Regions from separate parts of the Homo sapiens genome. Here region 2 is linked to region 1. The links are chromatin loops, found by intact Hi-C in ENCODE. Cell type or tissue: gastrocnemius medialis. All regions are shown on one strand. Links, peaks and the distances in the headings refer to the core of each region. The heading gives the core; the rest is flanking DNA.

Evidence for each region. Peaks named below come from ENCODE experiments on the same cell type or tissue, not always from the same donor. Only the 100,000 strongest peaks of a DNase experiment are listed, where the experiment ranks them.
Region 2: a loop joins it to region 1, with 4 times the contacts of the local background. A loop is called at or near these places in 5 of 110 quality-filtered maps.

What each region holds. Positions count from the first base shown.
Region 1 is chr12:93,761,778-93,772,651 of GRCh38, forward strand. All of the region lies in intron 2 of CRADD (CARD and death domain containing adaptor protein), which reads left to right. Among named protein-coding and RNA genes, the nearest start is that of CRADD-AS1, 29 kb to the left of the region's middle. In gastrocnemius medialis, for the core only: CTCF peaks have their summits at 5,618 and 5,817 (motif pointing right); a DNase peak (open chromatin) is centred at 5,259; H3K27ac peaks cover 1,651 bases.
Region 2 is chr12:93,985,512-93,996,385 of GRCh38, forward strand. LOC105369912 (a long non-coding RNA gene) reads right to left here. Exons shown (of 3, transcript XR_001749263.2): 2 at 10,821-10,874. Among named protein-coding and RNA genes, the nearest start is that of PLXNC1, 160 kb to the right of the region's middle. In gastrocnemius medialis, for the core only: a CTCF peak has its summit at 5,740 (motif pointing left); a DNase peak (open chromatin) is centred at 5,750; H3K4me3 peaks cover 447 bases; H3K27ac peaks cover 727 bases.

The sequences.
Region 1 (10,874 bases), core at 1,133-9,132:
GACAAATAGGAATAGAGAGAAAATTCTCAATAATTTTCCCAGCTTTAATTCTCTGTTGCTCAGCATGCTTTGAGCCCTGATGGATTTCTTTCGATTTTTCAGAAGAATCCTGCCTATGCTTTAATATAAAGGAGGATGAATACGGCAGATTCAGAAAATTGTGGTGTCAAAGGATGAGCTTTGCTTTCCTGCCATCTTCTGTGCTTTGTTTCCTTCCAACCTTAAAGGAAATACTACCCTACTTCAATAAAAAACTAAAACAAAGATTCAACTCAGCAGAAGGAAGAGCCCAATAAGCTTAAAATAAATTTGCAAAGGCTAATAACTGGAAACCTTTTTTAAGCTAAATAAAAGCCTTGTGTTTAAAGTGATAGTCTGCCTTTTCTGGTCTGCATCATGATAGCTTCTAAATAAAGAAAACGGGCCGATGTTGTGAGTAATTGCAGCTGCTACTCTGGGGGTTACATCAGGCAAGTGATTTGTCAATAAGAATTTATTGTCTTCATTTCTGGGATGAGGCTGAGGGCAATAAGGAATTCAGAAGGCTGCTTCCTTGTCTTTAAGGGGTTTGTAGTCCATTGGAGAGATATGTCTGGCTTTCTTGAACCAGTTAACAAACAGTTACATTAGATGTAATTGGAAGCTAACTTATAGAGATGAGGGCAGTAGACATTAAAAGAAAGGAGAGGTCAGGCAGGAAAAGCCATGAGGTCAGTAAAGGCCTCATGGGCAATAGGGCTTGCCTGGCAAATATTTGGCTGAGGCAAGTTGGAAGTTGAGCTGGACCTTAAATGATATAGAGACCTTTATTTACCGTTATGTGCTAATAGTTAAAATTTACTTATTTGGGACTGCTAACATATGCTCAAGTTAAAAATGCCAAAGGTCTCCTTTCTATTCCTGCCCCCAGTCCCTCAGTTTCCCTTTCCAGAAGCAGTGCTATGACTCCTTTCCTACAAACCCTTCCAGATACAGTATCAAACTTTTTTTTTTTACATATATAGCATTTCTTATTTTTTTATTTGTAAAATTTGTCCTTTTCCAAGTGCTAAAACAGTAAAGAACAGGTAAGCTAAATAAAACAAAAACAAGTCAACTTCCCTGTGGGGAGGCTAGAACAGTGCTGGTCTCATTGACTAGTGGGGAGCAGTACATGAATGAGGTTTGCTTTTCCTAAGATATTTGCCTTCTCATTGATTGGAGTATTGGTGGCTAAAACGTAAGCAACTCTGAACCCTCTAGCACTTACAGAATGGTGATAATATTGTGTTGAGTGCTATACTATGCTAGAACTTCACATCTGTTTTCTCACATCTCTGTAAGGTGAGCCTTTCCCTCCCTTGACAGATGACGAGGCTGGAACTCAGGCTAAGTTAGCCTGTTGTAGGCCAGACAGCAAATAGGAGGTAGAGCTGACTTCTGACCTGACCTTTTCCTACCATATTATGCTACCCCTCTGGATCTAAAGCTCTTGGTTCTGTATTTCTAGTATCATTGTTGCTGTTTTCTTTTATGGCTTTACATACTGAGTCCTTGGTATGAACTTGGGGTGACCCAAGAGAAAAAAGTGAGTGGAAACTAACTTCCTCTCTATTAAAAAAAAATCTGCTCAAAGGAGAAGGGCAAATTCACAGCTCAGTTTCAGGGGGCTGCAAGTCAAGTCAATATTTTCTTCTTTTTTTTTTTCATGTGGATAAACTGCCTCCCTCATTTTGAGTTTTCGAATCTGAAATAATGAGAGTCTAATGAATAACAAATATATACCTCTTTTTCTTCTTTTAATTCTTATTAGCATTTTGGATTCAAGTCTAGAAATTCCTCTTCATTTTTTTTTCTTTTTTGTCTAACATTTCTTTTGAATAAAGAGTATTACCTACTTTTAAATGCAAAAAATGGAAAATTGGGAAGACATTGTCTTCTTGCTTTTTGCAGAGGCAACATTTTTATTAGTGTGCATATGTGTAAGTTTGGCCCCAGGCTGTGCTCACAATCCCCAAGCCCCTGGCAGAAGGGGACTCCAGGGTCCCCCCATCTCAGGGATGACATGTGGGTCAGTATAGTGTCAGGATGGTGATGATCCACTGGCTCTGAAACCACAGAAATGTTCATCAGTGTCTGCTGCCGCCTACCTGTGGCCTTCTTGTTAAATGAGAGAAATAAACCCGATTTCTTTTGGTTGTTCTATCATTCCTGCAGCCCAGAAACAAAGAGAGGGTATGACTGGTTCAGGGAATTTTATTCAGTCTGGTGGGCAGACAGAATGTGAAGAGCCAGCCAGGGTCCCAAGATGATGCTGGAGCCATTAGCACGGCTTACATTTTCAAAGGTCTTGTAAATCACATTATGGTTTTAGGATGTTTTTCCTGGGCAGTTATTTTAATCAGGGGATCAGACATGATCAACTTTTTTTTTTTTTTTTTTGCTTAAGAACGATCACTCTGGCTGCTCTGTGAGCAGTGAATTGGAAGTGACAAGACTAGGGGCAGGGAGACCTGTTTGGAGGCTATCGCACTAACCCTGGTGAGAGGTGGCCATGGCAGAGTTGCTGGAGGGAAGGGGGAGAATTCTAGAAATGTTTAGGGATACAAGAGAACAGGGCTTGATGTGGGAGATGAGAGAGAAGGAGGACTTTAGGGTAACTTCAACATTTCTTGTTTGTGCAGCTGGTTGGTTGGTGGCGCTTTTTGGTTGACAAAGGGTATACAGAGGATGATTTCTTAGTCCTCTTATTGATAGATTTTAATACAATAAAGTCATCTCGAAGTTTCAGATACATTTCTTCATGCTCTTTCTAGGTTTTTCTTTCTTTTACATGTTTCATGGGTGGGGGAGGGTTTAAGAGTCTCAATTGCTCTGGAAATTGACCTTCCTGCTAGGGAAGAGATGGTGGTATCCTTATGACAGTTTTCTTCCAAATTGTGGAACGCTTTGTGGTATTTAGTAATCATATTTTTGGTTTTTTTTTTTTGTCTACAGGGAGTGGAATTACTTTCATAGAAATATATAAAAATTCATTTTTTCTCTCCTAATTTTTTTTTGTGATACATTTTTCTGTAAGGAGGAATTATAGGACTTAACTTTCTATGAGTGTGGTAAAGAGGATAAATACCTCTGTATCCTCTTTATATAAATGAAAGGCATCTATCCAGTTTTGAATTATTTGGGGAAAAAAATCCCATGGAGGAATGAACTCGAGATAATTAAATTTCTCCAATTCAGAAACTCTGAATTTTTTTTTTTTCTTATTAGGAAAGTGGTTGAGATATGGCTGAATGGAAATTTAAAATCTTGAGCATGGTTATACATCAGAAACGTAACATGTAGTCTAGGTCCATTCCAGAGAGCAAAAAAGACTCAATATTTTTGACATTATTAATGAATAGATTGATGCATTTGTTATGCCTGCAGAGAAACATTATTTTATCACGAGTTGCCTGCAGCTCAGAGAGTAAAGGGCTTTTGGAAGAGTTATTCAGAGAGAGGTCAAGGGGGAGTTACTGGTTTTTTGTTTTTACAAGGAAGTTTTAGTAAATCATATTAATAGTAATAATAATAATGATGATGGTGTACATTTGCATAGCACTTGGCAGTTTACACTGCTCTTTAGAGTGCGGGATCCACGCAGCTCTCTGTGAAGTAAGCATTTTATAGGTGCCAAAACAGATTCACAAAGTGTACCTGAGGTCATCTGTTTCCTGGAGCTGTAATTTTTCCCAATAATCAGTAATATTCCCCATGCATTACAATGGTATCCACAATGCAGCTGTGTGGGGAGAAGGTAAGCCTCTTTATTGAGGGTGAGAGGGCATGAACCGGCTCCTGGGTGCGCCCTCCTAGGATTGAGTTAGAGTTTGCAATATTAAAAGCACAACTCCAGTCACACCTGTGGATGGTAACAAGATGCTAGACTGAGCACGATAGGCTATTTCTCATTTTTTTTTCCTAGTAAAATTTATTTGTTCTTTGTTCTCATGTCTTCTGTTAGCATTCTTTGGAAAGGCATTAGTTAGTGCCACAGGTTTTAGAAAAAAACTAAGGGAAAAATACTAAAGCTGAGAATGTTTTATTAAGTTTTTTTTTTTCTGTGAATTAGTAAAAGACTGTCATGTATGATTTTAGCAGAATACCTTGATCCAGATTGAGGAACTCCAACCAGTAATCCTGGGAGGCATAATTTAAGAACCGCTAACAGAAGCATTTTGAAAGTGATTGAAATTGACATTCCTTAAAAAGGTAGTTTATTGCCTTCTGAGGAACATTTGTTTAGCTCTTTAAATTATTCATATTTGAAGGGAAAGCATTCTACAAGAAATCTTATTTTTGAGATATAGCTGGTAAATATGGAAAACTCAAAACGCCTGCCTGTTCTACTTGTCATCGTTCATCCTCTGACAGCTTACACCAGTCAAGTTACTAAGTCTCTGGTTATTTTTGAGACTCTTTCTCCCCAAGCGTTCCTTAGTGAATCTTAAGATTCTGGGATTTAGCTTAGCAGACAGGCTGTGCCACCATGCAGTGTCTTCTTTGGCCCTCCCTGCCCCATTGCAATGTCTTTTACTACACCTTATTTAGCCAAAAATGTGCAGTCCTTTAGTGATGAGAATGTAATAATGGAATACTTAAAGTAATTAAAGATACTGCTTTTTCTGATTGAAACAAAAGCTAATAGACTTCCAATTGTCACCTGTCACAGTGTACTTTTTTGGAGTTGCCCTTTGAGCTGTGTTATCTGATTTGAACTTTTCAAGCTTCCTCTGGCCACACTGGGATTTTTCTCTGGCTATGCCCTGCAGTCCCTTTACTGAATTGGCAGTGCTCCTAATGCTTTTCTCTAGCTTTCATTTGACCTTCAGTAGAGGTTAAAATTAACTTCAAGGTGAAACTGGTCCTCGTGATTGGTCGATTGCTTCTCTTTCTTGAGCACTGCACCCATTTCAGAAGACAGATGGTTTTAGTATTAATGGCATCAACCATCCTTTGCTGGAAGATAAAGAGTCAGACTTTCTATTTGGAATGTAAGCTCCTTGAGGGCACTGAGCTTGTTTATTCAACCTTCTATTCCTAGTGCCTAGAACAGTGCCCAGAACACTGTAGAAGAAGATGTGTTGATTAAAGGAATGAAACTTTCCTATAGGGACTCTCAAGAGATAGCTGGCCTAACTTAGAATAGAAATGTGTGTGCCAAGGACTCGTGGTTTCAAGAAACAGATACTCAAGTGGGTGTGGACACATTTCCAGGATGTTCTCCCTCTCACATGTACCCAACCAGACCCTCGGGCCTTGTCCTTTCTGTCTGGTTCTAGGGAAAAAGCCCATTGCCTGTGCTTTCTAAAATAATAAATCTCACATTCACAAAGGATCTGGTTTCTGCATGTTTTTCTGCATGTTCCAAGCTCCAGCCATGTGCAAGTGATATTAACAAATTTATTTATGATTTGTTCGTATCCTCCTCCTTCCAGAGATTGGTTGAAATATTAAACTGTTCATTTCTATTCTTCACTTCCTTTAAGCCTTAATTGGAGCCACTTCTTCTATTGGATAAACGCCTTCCCTGGTTGGCCTCGTTTCTCTCAGGTCCCTTGTTTCACTTTGTGTTTCCTCAGTTGCCAGTAGGCTGTGCTGTGATGCTTTGCATTTATTTGGTTATATCATGTATACATTTATTCTGTGTCCTCTATTAGATACTCTTGTCGTTTTTTAAGCTAACATTCATTGAGGTTTATTGTGTGTCAGGTCCTGTGTTTAGGGCTTTGGATCCTAAATTATCACATTAATTTTCACAGCAACTGTTTGCAGTAGGTGGCATTATCCCCATTTTACAGATGAGAAACCTAAGTTTTAGAGGAGAGACACACCCAAGGATGTACACCTAGTAAATGGCAGAGCTGGGGTTTGAATCTTTATGCATTTAATTTAAAAGCCTGAATCATCACATTTCACACCCTCTTAGAGGAAGGCAGGGTTCATGCCATCTGCTTCCTCCAACCACCACCACTCTTCAGCAGTATACCACAGAATGCTGTAAGCTTCTTATGACCTGAAAAGATGTATTTTAAATGCAATCAATACAAGTCTTCTGAAGAAATACACACAAGCAAATTCAATTCAACACCACCAAAAACTCCTTCAATTAAGATAAACCAGTATTGACATTTTGGAGTATATCTTTCCTTGTTTCTTTTGCAAAGAATTAAGTATATACATTGGAAACACTCTTAAGGCTTAATGCATTCTGCTAATAAATTTCTCCTTCTTAGAACCAAAGTTGTGTGCTCACTAAGAGCCATTTGTTTTTTTCTTAGTACTGTTTATGCCAATCGAACTTACTGTAATTCTGTAATCTAATTAGATATTACGTAAACCAATGAAATATGAGTATAAAAATAGAGTTGTTGCCACTAAAATTAGGTTGAATGCTTTAGCAAAATGTGATAAAAACAAATCTCTAAAACAATTGCTCTAGAATTCAGAGTAGGTGGAACAACTGAAAGATTTGAAAATAAATGTTAAAAGTCACAAAGGATTCAACATTCATATTGCTTCACAAGTGTATTTAAATTTTTGTTTCATGTTAAAGAAATTGAAACTGAAAATAGAGAAGAAGATGGATTATGGATATGATTTATGCAGGAAAGATTATGTGGAATTCTAGCCAGCAAATACTCAAGTCCTCAGTGTTAAAGTTAAAATAAAATGTTTTAGGCAGCAGGTGGTTTTTTTTTTTTTATGAATCCTCACTTTCACTAGCTTTTGAAATTAAGCAATTAACTTCTGATCCTAAATGTGTTAGATAAGAATGCTTCTACTCTATATATCTCAAAAAAGAATAACATAATTTGCTAAGCAGCTTTTTTCATGTAATATATCATGAACATGTTTTCAAGCCAATAAATATGGATTAAAACATTTTCTGGCAATATAACGTACATGCAGAAAAGTACACAGATCCTAAGTGTACAACTCAGTTTATGATCACAAAGTGAACACATCCATTTACTGCCCTCTACTTAGGTCAAGCAACAATATTCCCAGTACCCCCAGAAGCCTCCCATGGCCTCCTCCTCCCCACCAGAGATAATAGCTACTTTGAATCTAACATTATAATGTTTGTTTTGGAACTTTACGTAAATGAAATGTCTGTAGTTTTTGATTTTTTTACTTACTTTACTCAATATTTGTTTGTGAGATTCATCCATGTTTTTCACATGTATTATTTGTTTATTCATTCTCATTGCAGTTTATTATTTCATGTGAAAGAAGATACCATAATATTTACTCATTCTGTTGTTTTTGTTATATACTTTATTTATTTTTTTTTTTGGAGACAGGGTCTTACTCTGTTGCCAAAGCTGGAGTGCAGTGGCACAATCTCAGCTCACTGCAATCCCACCTCCCAGGTTCAAGTGATCCTCCCCCAAGTTAGCCGCCTGAGTAGCTGGGACTACAGGTATGCGTCACCATGCCTGGCTATTATTTTTGCATTTTTTGTAGAGGTGGGGTTTCTCCACGTTGCCCAGGCTAGTTTCGAACTTCTGGGCTCAAGTGATCCACTCGCCCCGCCCTCCCAAAATGCTGAGATTAAAGGCATGAGCCACCACTCTTGGCCCACCATTCTATTGTTGATGGCCATTGGGGTTGTTTCCAGTTGCGGGCTATTATGAAAAATGTTGCTATGAACATTCTTGTACATGTCTTTTGGCATACGTGTGCAGTTTTAAAGTTGTTCATTTGTTTATATGCCTTAGGAATGGAATTGGCAGGTGATAGGATATGTGTATGTTCAGCTTTAGGGAATACTGTGAAAGTGGTTGCACAAATCTACAATCCCATCATCAATTTATGTGAGTTACTGTTGTTCCTTATCTTTGGCAACACTTGGTTTGGTCTGTCTTAACTGGTTTTATCCAAACTGGTAGGCTTGTTATAGTCTCTTGTGATTTTAATTTGCATTTTCCTGTTGGCTAATGAGCACATTTTCATATGTTTATTGACCATTTGGATGTCTTTTGGGTGGGCATGTTGAAGTATTTGTTTAGTATTTGTCTCTTGCCTACTTTTCCATAGAACTGTCAGACATTTTCTCATTTATTTGTACTTATATATTCTAGATGTAAGTTCCTTTGTTGGTTATATGTGTCAGCAATGTCTTCTTCCACTCTGTGGCTTGCCTTTATTGCTCTCTTAGTAGGGTTAATGGAGCTTCCCAATTTTAATGTTGTCCAACTTACCAATCTTTCTCTTTGTTGTTAGTACTTTTTGAGGCTTGTTCAAGAATCTTCACTTATGCCGAAGGTCATGAAGATATCCTCCTATGTTATCTTTTTTTTTTTTTTTTTGAGACGGAGTCTCGCTCTGTGGCCCAGGTGGGAGTGCAGTGGCGCAATCTCGGCTCACTGCAAGCTCCGCCTCCCGGGTTCACGCCATTCTCCTGCCTCAGCCTCCCGAGTAGCTGGGACTACAGGCGCCCGCCATCACGCCCGGCTAATTTTTTTTGTATTTTTAGTAGAGACGGGGTTTCACCGTGTTAGCCAGGATGGTCTCGATCTCCTGACCTCGTGATCCGCCCGCCTCGGCCTCCCAAAGTGCTGGGATTACAAGCGTGAGCCACCGCGCCCGGCCCCCTCCTATGTTATCTTTTATCAACTTTATTCTTTTACCTTTCACATTTAGATCTACAATCCACATGGAATTAATTTTTGTGTATGTTGAAAAGTTAGGGTTAAGTTTCATTTTATGCTACATTAATATCCAGTTGCTCAAACAGCACTTACCAAAAAGACCATCCATTCCCCATTGCTCTGCCATACAGCCTGTTCCATAACATAAATCAAATATCCATATATGAATGGGTCCAGCTGTGGACTCCTTATTCTCTTCCACTGGTGTATTTCCCTTGAGCTAATAACACATACTTTGATTACTGTAGCTTAGTAGACTGAGGACTACATCTTCTTCTTTTCACCAGTTCCTGGAGATTCTTGGTTATTCTTGATCCTTCACATTTCCAAATGAAAAGATTAGAACAGCTTAGAACAGCTTGTCAATTTCCACAAATACACACAGAGACACACTCAGATTTGCAGAGATTTTTAATGAGATTGTTTTAAATCTATAGATCAATTGCTTTTACAATCAAATCTCTAAGAGAATTGATGTCTTTGCAATATTGAATCTTCCTCTTTGTACATAGAGTATCTTTCCATTTATTTGTGTTTTCTATAATTCATTGAAAGTTTTATGTTTTAGTTATTTATCTTCAACATAATTCTTTCCAATGGCTATAGAATATTTTTTGGTTAACATAAAAATTTATTAATTAATCTCCTTGTGTTGTAAACCTAGGTTGTTTCTGTTTTGTTTCATTGTTGTAAATAATGTGATTATGAACATTCACAAGTATACATATTTTAGTGCCTTTCTGTCTCCTTGGAATTGACTCCTGAAACTGGAATTTCTGGAACATACAGCTTGCACCTTCATATTCCCCAGTGAGTTCTATCATTTTAAACTCTCTCCCAGAGTTATAATAGGTTCCACTCTTGTGAACCTGGAGAATAACTCACTGTATTTTCCATTTGAATTTTTTAATTACTATTGACAGTGAACTAGTTTTCATCTGGCCATTTGTAGTTCTTTTGTGAATAGCCTTTTCATGGCTTTTGCTCAGTGTTTTTATATTTTCCTATTACTTAATAATTGCTCTTTCTATACCACATATAACCCCTTGTCACGTGTATTTACAAAATATGTCTGTGTGATAAATGAATTAACCAGTATACGTTTGTTACTGGAGTGGAACTTTACAGAAGAGCACAAAAAGAAAACCTTGTTAAGCCTGTTGGAAATGTGATTATTCCCTGAATGTTTATGTCCTTTGCACATTTAGGAATATCATAGCAATAATGAACTTAGTAGTAGGGACAATCAGCAACTAAATGAAGTAGAAGACAGATAATATAATTGCATGGGAAGAACATAGAAATTAGATCCAGAAAACTGGGTTCTAGACATGACCTCACTGCTCTTTACCTCCATGATCTTGATTAAACCATATATTCTCTCTGAGTCTTAATATCTTCATCTGTATAGTGGGTGCACTTATACTTATTTATCTTCCAGGTCTAAGATGAGATCATATATGAAAAGCAATAGTGCAAACAGTGAAAGTTATACCATAGAAATTATAATGCCAACAAATATAGTGTAAGTGTGGCAAGTTGAATGTATGCTTTATTTAAATTATCGTCTTTTGAGGTAACCTAATTTATAAAATATTCAGCCTAATGGCCATCATTCTGAGTCTGTGGTTTGTGAGTTTGTACTAATTTGCATGACTCCTTTTAAAAAGAAATGGTTTGTTGTTTGAAAAAATCAAGTTGACATCCTTTGTGACTGTTCAGAGTGTGTTTGTGGTTTATTGGCTTCTAGGGCATTAGGTTTCTGTCTCCCATATTGACAGTCTTTATGAGCTCGTTAGCCACTGTTCTGGTAAAAGCCATTTTGATCTGTGATGAGGGCACTACATTAAAAGAGTATTGAAGTTGGAAATCTATATTTTGGTTCTTTCATTAGAATGTGCCCTTTACAAAAGAGGCAATATGAATTTGCATTGCAAAGGATTGCTTATTTCTTTTTAGAACTCTTGAAGTCAGGTAATTTAATTATGTCTATGCCATAGCCTTTTATCTTCCTCTGCAAAGAAACTCTCTCTTCTGACACCTCATATTGGAAGCCGGTCTTCTTATCCCCAGAATTAATTAACATGCAAATACTTGTCTAGAGATATGGGAACAGTGCTTTTTCAATTAGCATTTAAATATCACTCTTAATGATGTTAGATTGACTCTTTTAAGGGAAAATTAAAATAGTATAGT
Region 2 (10,874 bases), core at 1,974-9,973, 220 kb after region 1:
CAACCTCCACCTCCTGGGCTCAAGCAATTCTCATGCCTCAGACTCTGGAGCAGCTGGGACTACAGGCACCCACCACCATGCCTGGCTAACTTTTGTATTTTTGGTAGAGACAGGGTTTCATCATGTCAGCCAGGCTGGTCTCAAACTCCTGGCTTCAAGTGATCTGCCACCTCAGGCTCCCAAAGTGCTGGGATTACAGGTGTCAGCCACCATGCCCAGCCTTGATGTTTTCTTTTATGAAATCAATATCAAAAATTGTAACCTTGTTTTTTACTGAAAAATTCATTCTTAGTTTTGTTTCAATCCTTAAAATTTAAAAACAAAATGCCATTGCTTCTAAGCTTTGTTTTCTAAATCTTGAAAGGCCCCTGGGCCAAAAGCAATCAATATTTTGCTTCTTTCCCTGTCTCTATTCTAGGCTGTGTAAGTTTACAGTGTTATTCAGCATTTCTCTAAAGGTATTTTGTGGAATACTGGTGTGGAGATGTTCTGTTGTAACTTGAATAAATCCCGGGGCCTACGTGGCCAGTCTCAACAGGGTTAGCATTCAAAGAAACAGTTCAGTAACCAAGTGTGATCACTCTCTTTCACTTTCTTTCATTTCTCAAAGAATATTAAAGAAGATCCAATCCATAATTCCTAACTTCATTTCTTAAATTTTTCTTTTCCTCATTCTTCTCCTTTTACAATTGTCTCACATCTCAAAGCTTTCTCAACACCTCTCTTCCCCCATTTTTTTTCACTCAGCTCCACACCAAATTATCTTGGACACCCTCTACCTTTGCAGGATCTTCTCTTTTCTTCCTCTTCCTGTTTCTTTCCATCACTTTAAATTTCTTTCAAGAAAGCCCTGACCCTGTCTGATGACAATCCCTCATTCCAGATACCCTGAGTCTTCCACTTCTGATTAGTTGAGGATGTAGAGTGAGGACCATGAGATGAATATCAAATTGAGGGAAAGGTGCTGAGTGAACAATGTTAGACGTTTTCATTGAGGGTACAGGTCAAGAAAGAGGCAAACCATTTGTTCATACATTAATGATATTTTGTTTCTTTACTTTAAAAAATGCCCTGTGGTCATTTATATTCATGAAAATTTACTGACACATTAGTATATCAAAGGCTCTGAGAAGTCTTGCAATTAAGAATCTGAATTATCTTTGTTTTATCTAGTATTTCTCAAACACGTTTCAAAATGATAATTTTCATCTCCCTTCCCCACTTTACACACGTAAGTACCCATGAAGATGATTAGGGTAAAGTGGTCTTAAATAATAAAAGATATAACAAAAACAATTGAAAGTATATTTGTAACATACACATAGCTTTGTTGGATGGATGTTTCAATGAGGACAACAGTAGTTTGAATGCAGTATGCATTTTTCACATAACATGGAAAGTAGTGCCATTTTGCTCTTTGTCTTGCAGTTGGAATATGAGATAACCCATGCAGAATAGCTACCAACTGAGTCTGTCTGGCCAGCATTTACACAGATACAGTTGCACAAGTGGCCCTGTACAACAGTTATCCTTGAATTTGATTTGTCAAGATGGTTTGTGTTATTACCTCTGTGGTATCTTGATTTACCTTGGGTAGTGGCCAGTCCCTTAAGTTAATGTTGGCTATTAGCCCATTAGCTGTTACATGAGTTTACTGTCAGTGGGTGTGGAGGGTATGATTATTTGCCGATGGACTTGTCCACAGCTAGAGGTAATATGTACCTGGGTGTCTGAACAAGTTTTCATGAGGGATCATCTAGAAACGATTGGAAAACAGCACCCGAAGCCACATGTGCTCAGTTTGGCATGCAAAACCTTGCATACTAGATTCAGTAGTGGGGGCAACAGGTGATGAATAATTTGCAAACTGGTAAAGTTTTAGTTGGACCTGATAATATTGGGAATCTTCCTATATAAAGATACAGAATATTCATTATTAACAATAAAAAAACAGACAATAGATAAACAGATTTTAGGCAATCTAAGAAGAAAATTTAAATATTCTGGCTCTTTTTTTTTGCCTGTTTTACTTTGGATTGTTGGTATTTGGAGCAATGCTGGATGCCACGACTCAAAATCATTATCATTGCTTGAGACTTATAATTTGTTTAAGATTTGCACCACTTCAACATAAATGGCTGGTTTTACTAACATTCCACCTGAAATTCTGTATACTTCCATGGACATCTTAAAAAAATACATATCCACAAATTTGCTCAGCTTAAGGAAAAATTGGAAAAAACTTAGATGCCCTAAAATAGGGAATCCTTTATTATATTACATTCATATATGGTAACCATTAGTGCTGTCCACCAAATATTTCCAATTCTCCTGCTGGACACATAGTAGGATTTCATTTCTTTCCCACCTTAGCTTAAGTGAGGCCATGTGACTAGCTTTAGCCAAGGAAATGTGAAAGGAAATACAATGTGGCATCCAGGCAGAAACTTTAAGAGCCAATGTATCACCAAGGCAATCCTAAGCCAAAAGAACAAAGCTGGAGGCATCACACTACCTGACTTCAAACTATACTACAAGGCTACAGTAACCAAAACAGCATGGTACTGGTACCAAAACAGAGATATAGATCAATGGAACAGAACAGAGCCCTCAGAAATAATGCCACATATCTACAACTATCTGATCTTTGACAAACCTGAGAAAAACAAGCAATGGGGAAAGGATTCCCTATTTAATAAATGGTGCTGGGAAAACTGGCTAGCCATATGTAGAAAGCTGAAACTGGATCCCTTCCTTACACCTTATACAAAAATCAATTCAAGATGGATTAAAGACTTAAACGTTAGACCTAAAACCATAAAAACCCTAGAAGAAAACCTAGGCTTTACCATTCAGGACATAGGCACGGGCAAGGACCTCATGTCCAAAACACCAAAAGCAATGGCAACAAAAGACAAAATTGACAAATGGGATCTAATTAAACTAAAGAGCTTCTGCACAGCAAAAGAAACTACCATCAGAGTGAACAGGCAACCTACAAAATGGGAGAAAATTTTCGCAACCTACTCATCTGACAAAGGGCTAATATCCAGAATCTACAATGAACTCAAACAAATTTACAAGAAAAAAACAAACAACCCCATCAAAAAGTGGGCAAAGGACATGAACAGACATTTCTCAAAAGAAGACATTTATGCAGCCAAAAAACACATGAAAAAATGCTCATCATCACTGGCCATCAGAGAAATGCAAATCAAAACCACAATGAGATACCATCTCACACCAGTTAGAATGGCAATCATTAAAAAGTCAGGAAACAACAGGTGCTGGAAAGGATGTGGAGAAATAGGAACACTTTTATGCTGTTGGTGGGACTGTAAACTAGTTCAACCATTGTGGAAGTCAGCGTGGCGATTCCTCAGGGATCTAGAACTAGAAATACCATTTGACCCAGCCATCCCATTACTGGGTATATACCCAAAGGACTATAAATCATGCTGCTATAAAGACACATGCACACGTATGTTTATTGCGGCACTATTCACAATAGCAAAGACTTGGAACCAACCCAAATGTCCAACAATGATAGACTGGATTAAGAAAATTTGGCACATACACACCATGGAATACTATGCAGCCATAAAAAATGATGAGTTCATGTCCTTTGTAGGGACATGGATGAAATTGGAAATCATCATTCTCAGTAAACTATCGCAAGAACAAAAAACCAAACACTGCATATTCTCACTCATAGGTGGGAATTGAACAATGAGATCACATGGACACAGGAAGGGGAATATCACACTCTGGGGACTGTGGTGGGGTGGGGGGAGGGGGGAGGGATAGCACTGGGAGATATACCTAATGCTAGATGATGAGTTAGTGGGTGCAGCGCACCAGCATGGCACGTGTATACATATGTAACTAACCTGCACAATGTGCACACGTACCCTAAAACTTAAAGTATAATTAAAAAAAAAAAAAAGAGCCAATGTATAATTTTTTTTCCCATGGTCAGTTTTTCTTCTACCTGGGTCCTGGAGTGAGAACATTATGTCACAGAGCCGATCCCTAACTGATCTGCAATTGACACATAGAGTGGGCAAGAAATTAAAAATTGTTTTATGTCACTGAGATTTTGGGGTTATTTGTTACTACAGCTTAACCCAGACCATTCTGGCTGATAGGCCACAATGGGACACTAAACAGTTCACGAAAATTACATAGTAGAAAAATGTCAGATGATAAAGGACAGATACAGGTTATATATTCAGTAAAAATTGCAAGTTTTAAACAAGTATTGGTTAATCATTGAAAAATACATATGAAATGGAGTTTCCTGGGATAGACTGGATCTTTAGAATTCTGAAGCTGAAAATAATTCAATGAAAAAACGTGTCTTTGGTAAGTGTCCATCAACATACGGATAAGCAAAATATGGCGTATACATGCAATAGAACATTATTCAGTCTTAGAAAAGAAAATCTGACATGCTACAACATATGAGGACATTATGTTAAGTGAAATAAACCAGTCACAAAAAGATAAATGTTGTATAATTCCACTTATATGAGGTATAAGTGTAGTCAAAACCACATAGACAGAAAGTAGAATGATGCATGCCAGGGACTGGAGGAGACGGAAATGGAGAGTTGGTGTTTAATGAGTATAGAGTTTCAGTTTTACAAGATGTGAAGAGGAAAACAAATCATTCCCTTTTCCTGGGCTTGGGAGAGGGCTTTGGGTCTCTCCTGCATGAAATGGAGAAGCCTGATGATTCCTGGTGTTGAAGAGTAAGCTCACCCTGGCCTCAGAGATGTCAGTTGGTGGTTGGGTGGGAGCCAGCCTCAACCTATGATTCTAAGATTAGTGTGGGGGCTGAGGCCCTTGGTCCCCTAAAGGTTTGTTGTAAGATCACTAACATGAAGCAGATTGATGAATAGGAGAAAAGGCACACACATTTATTTCACATGTATACATGGGAGGCTTCAGAATGAAGACCCAAAGAAACAAGGAAAATTGTCCATTTTTATGCTTAGGTTCAACAAGGTATGGACAGCCACGTAGAAATATGATTGGACAAAAAGGGTCTGATCTACTGTGAATAGACTGAGCAGGGAGACTCCACAAGGCCTGTCTGTTCAGGTTCTTCTTGGTCTCCCTGTGTAGCTTTCCTTCCTTCTGGGTATGGGGACTTTTACCCTCTCTGGAATGGGGGCTCTCTGCAATGGGTGTCTTCTGACCTACAGTCAAACAAGGTAGGTCAGATCATTTATTTCTGGCCCGTTTTTGTATGGAATATTTTTAGGTGTTTTGGCTGGCTTTCAGGAAAAGGGGTTCTGGTTTCTATGCCTCGCCTTGGGGGAAGAGGGATTCTAGTTTTTATGGCTAGGCTTGGGTTGCAGGGGAGGGCGGGAGAAGATCAGAGAAAAACTTTTGCTTCCGTGGCTGCTCTGAGGCCTTCATTTTGGTGTACAGTTTTTTCAGCCCCAGCATTAGCCATTTGGTCTGGGAGCTGGAGGGCCTGTGTTGCCGTTTAGAGGGAAGAGCCAAGGAAAGAGTGTGTCCCTTCCCAAGGCTCTCATGGATGTATGAGGACCAGTCAACAGCGAAGGGTGGCTGACTGTGACAGAGCCAGCAAGAGAGGATTCAGTCACAGAGAAAAAAATGCAGGCCCCCAGCCAGGGTCCTCCCGCAAAGTATGACAATTCAGAACTACTGGGGATGATACAGACAACATTCAGCCTCCAGTGTGTGTTCCTGTCTCTCCCTCTAGAGGACAGTTCTCGCTCTCAAAGTGCGCTCGGTGTGTCGTGTCGCCATGGTAAAAAGGCAGGAGACAGCAAACGCTTGATCCGAGCTGCACCATGCCTCGTTTTCACTCTCCCTGAAGACAAAAGAAGGTGGCAAGTAAGGAAAGCTCACCCCAGGGAGTTTTCTCGGAGAACACAAGCGGTCCCAACAGGGTAAAGGAGAAAATAATTATCTGGAAAGGTTGCAATTAATAGTATCAGGTTTAACCTTTGTGCTAATATGGGAATCTAAGGCACTAAGTCATCGCCTAAGACCTAGTGCTCTCTGTACGACAAAGCTTTAGTCTTATAATGTGGAAGTCAGTGCTTATTACATCCAATGCCTGAGTTCCCAGCGGACAGAGTTCCTTCTCAGGCAGCCGGCCAAGGACACCAGAAATTAAGCAGGGGTCTGTGGCTCTGCCGTCTAGCTATGACCAAATTTAAATTTGTGCTTTTTGCCTTGCCTGCCAGTGAACCTGCTGCTAGACTGAGATGTAAATGCCATTTCTGGTGTACATTAAGAAAATGTGAAACAATTAGCTCAAAGCCGTGGTTATGGAGCAAAAATATTAAAAATATAAGTTAGAAAATCCTTGTGACAATGTTCATGTGAATGGTGAGGGTAGGGAGTCCATTGCATATATGTGTGTGCATGTGTGGAGGAGTACGTGTGTTGAATAAATATGCATAAAGAGTGCATCAGCAGTAGATCCAAGAACTTATGTATGGGGGTGGGTGTGGAAATCCACATTTTAGTAACATTTTTTCCTTCTTCACAGTCAAGTGACGTTTCTTCAAACATCTGTTCTGTGAGCAAAGTAGGGAGGGACGTACATCAGTGTTAAGTGCTTGGGAGAGGAATTCTGGAGGAACACTACCCACTTAATTTAGCTCAGCTCTATGAAAGATTGCAGGGTTTGGGACTATTTCTAGCCACATCTGAGAGTCTGTGAAAAGTGGAAGTAAAGTCATTAAGCGGAATGGGCATTTATACATTTGGTAATTTGTCTTGAGTCAGAAAGTCTAGACACTCCCCTGGGAATGGGGGGAATGTGGGCCATGGTTATGACCTTCAGGACTCTGGAAACAGGAATGACAAAGACCTGGAAGGTCCTGAGGCAAATGGGCTCAATAGATCTTTTTTTTTATTTGAAACAGAGTGCAGTGGCACAATCTTGGCTCACTGCACTCTCCGCCTCCCAGATTCAAGCGATTCAGCTACCTCCTGAGTAGCTGGGATTACAGGCACACACCACCACGCCTGGCTAGTTTTGTATTTTTAGTAGAGACGGGGTTTCACCATGTTGCCCAGGCTGGTCTCGAACTCCCAGGCTCAGGCTAACCACGTGCCTCGGCCTCCCAAAGTGCTAGGATTACAGGCGTGAGCCACCACACCCACCTTCTTGGTGAAGGCACATAAAGCAAAATGAAAGCCCACTGGTCTGGTGTTCAGACACAAGCCAGGCCTCACCCGACTTGGAGACAGGCAGCCCCAGCCAGCAAGAGAGTTACAGACCTCAGCTAGATCTGGGGACCACCAGTTTCCTACCAGGGCAACCTGAGAATGTACTCTCTCTGTGCCGCAACTCTTTCCCCTCTCAAATAGGCACAACCATTGTAACAACCAGAAGAGCTAACATGGATGAAGAACTTCCCGCGTACCAGGCACCATAATAAATGCTAGATCCATGTACTCTTCTTGATAATCCTACAATGTAGTATTATTATATTTCATTGATTCTAAGATGTTCTTTTTTTTATATTTTAACATTCTCTGTTATCAGGATGAATAATTGATAAGAAAGCCTGTAAGTCATGGTTAAATTTTTTTTTAAGAGACAGGGTCTTGCTATGTTTTCCAGTCTGGTTTTAAACTCCTGGCCTCAAGTGATTCTGCTGCTTCAGCTTCCCAAAATGCTGGGATTACAGGCATAAGTCACCGCACCCAGCCAGTCATGATTAAATTTATACTTTTAAATCTTTTTTAGTGATATATAAATTGATGATGTGTTAGATTCAGTGAGGAAACTGAGGCAGAGATTTGAAAACTGAGGCACAGGTGGGCTGAATAACTCGCCTAAGTTCACACAGTTAGAAAGTGGTAGAATGAGAGTTTGACTCAATGCTGTTTCTAGAGTTGACTTTCTTCTAAGGTGCTAGACTTCCTGGTCCCTCCACTTACCAGCTGTGTGATCTCAGGCAAATTCCTAACCTCCCTGTGCCTCTGGGATTTTTTCATCTGTGAAATGGTGATAATAATATTAGCAACGGCTTCATAGGATTGTTGTGGAGGTTAAACAAGTTTACATATGTAAAGTTCTGAAAATAGTGCCCGACATATGGCAAGTATTCAATAAACTTTAGCTACAATTACTTTTTCTTCTTCTAAAGAGAAAACCAGCATCACTTGTTACGTATAGAAGACAACTGGAAAAAAGAGGGTTGTAACTAGCAAAAGGAGAATAAGTTCATCTCTGTGTCCCTAAAATCGTCTTGGCCCCAGGACAGGTATGCTTACCATATTTTGGGAAATGGCTTTTTGTTCTATCTCTCAAAAATTGAGAGATCAAGTGAAAGCGAGATGGGGGAAAGTGGCTGAGAGGGAGTGGCTGTGAGAGGTGAGGAGGGAAGGACAAACAGAAGGACAAGGTAGGGCAGCAGATCTGGGGCTGCCCTGGGTTTGCTTCAGAAGGTGGGAACAGCATGGTGCTTATGCTGGGGTGGCCATAGCAGTTGGAAGGAGCTATACTGACTGGAATGAAAAAGAGTTTCAATCTGCAGGTTGCAATTCATTAGTAAGTTATGGGATGAACTTGGTGGGTCACAATCAGTATCTTTAAAACTATAGGAGCAGAGGCCAGGTGTGATAGCTCACACCTTTAATCCCAGCACTTTGGGAGGCCAAGGCGGGCCTGATCATCTGAGGTCAGGAGTTTGAAAATAGCCTGGCCAACATGGTGAAACCCCATCTCTACTAAAAATATTTTTAAAAATCAGCCAGGAGTGGTGGTACACACCTGTAATCCCAGCTACTTGGGAGGCTGAGGCACCAGAATCGCTTGAACCCGGGAGGCAGAGTTTGCAGTGAGCCGAGATTGCACCACTGCACTCCAGCCTGGGCAACAGAATGAGACCCTGTCTCAAAAAAACAAACAACAAAAACAAAAAAAATACAAGGGAAGGCAGGGGAATGCAAGGGAAGGCAAAGTAAATATCAGAGGATATCATATGTAATAACAATACATATTGTTTTATTGAACTTGTATCTCAGTTAAGAGTGTATAGATGTGTGTAATGGGTTGAGATGTAAAAGGTTCTCCGTGGGTCTCAGTGCAAAAGTTTGGAAGCCACTGGACTAAAGCAAAGATAAGATTAGGTGTTGGCTGAAAAATAAATATACAGTATAAATTTAAAGTAATATGTTTTATATTAACAACCAGGGACCCCTGCTTTCTAGTGTAGCTTTCTAGAAGCATTCAGGGACCGTGACACACCACATGACATCTGTAAAACACTCTCCCTTTCTGCACCTCTTGGCCTTGGGGAAACTACTCACCCCCGACACCACCCCTCAACCCTGCCCAGATCCTGGGCTGACTTTGACTTTGCCTCTCCTTGGCTCAGCCACTTTGCCTTAGACCCAATTCCTGTCCCTCTCTCCTGCATCTTTCCAGATGTCCAGGATAAGGGCCAGCTTTTGTTGATCCACACAGCCTGGGACTCCACACAGGAACCTAGTCACCTCCAGAGGCTGAGCTGTCCTCTTTTGTGTTTTATGTAAGTGTTCTTGAAATATATATGACAAGGAATGACAGTGAATTGGAGAAGTAACACTCCCCAGTAGTGATAGCAGCTCAAACTCATGTGGGGCCTGAGTCTGAATAGGCTCCAAATCATGGGTTGGGTGATGGATCCTAAACCAAGAATTATGGCTCAGATTGGAACCAGGTAAAACAGCTCTGAAAGAATAGATCTAGCTTCATTTATACTAAAAAGTAAACAGAGGCAAGTATTAAATCTGAATCAAGTTAACATTGTTTAAAACATACACATGCGGCCAGGTGCGGTGGCTCATGCCTGTAATCCCAGCACTTTGGGAGGCTGAGGCGGGTGGATCACCTGAGGTCAGGAGTTTGAGACCAGCCTGACCAACAGGGTGAAACCCCATCCCTACTAAAAATACAAAAATTAACCAGGCATGGTGGTGGGTGCCTGTAATCCCAACTACTCAGGAGGTTGAGGCACGAGAATTGCTTGAACCCAGGGGACTGAGGTTGCAGGTGAGCGGAGATCGCACCACTGCACTTCCTCCTGGGTGACAGAGCGAAAAAAAAAGCACACATGCAAATTTCAGAATAATGGGATCAAAATGCCTTCCAAAAATTTCGGAAGCTTTTTCTCTGACAATACTGAACAAGGCCAAGTCCAAGTGGTATGAAGCAACTCTCAATAAGATGCCTGGCACAGGACCAGCCGTTGCTTCCTTCCTAATGTCTATACTCATCAAGCCACATGAACTTGTGGCTTGATACTTGAATAACTATTTTTAAATTATTTTTGACCTGCAGGTAAAACAATAACTGGAAATCGTCAGTTTGCATCATAGGGAGGTCCCCAGAAGAAAAAGAAGTCAAATCTTATCAATATGTAAAAATGGAGGTGATCAGCCTGTTTTGCAAAAGATAAATGAAACATAGACATTAGCAGACTCATTATAATTCATTAAAATTATCTCAAGGTTAAAGAAAAGACAAAACCTGGGCATCATTGAACATGATAAAGACTTCACATGCAAGAATTCCCATAATGAAGGCATTTAAAACACAGCTACTACATTTGTAAACTTATGTTGTTTGCAATTCAAGTATACCTTATTATTCAGTGGCTTCTTTTTGGTCACTATTACATAAGTAACTTTTTCATTAACTATTTATTCTTCTTATTAATAGAATATATCCCTCACTTTTAATTCATTTTTGAACTGATTTTTATATAACCTTTTACAAATTTCCCAGAATTTTTAGAAACCTAACTATTGAATAAATTGAGACATGAATATATTACCTCTTAAGTCTTGTAGAAAACCAGGTCAAAGTTGGCAGGAGACAGGAGAAGAGG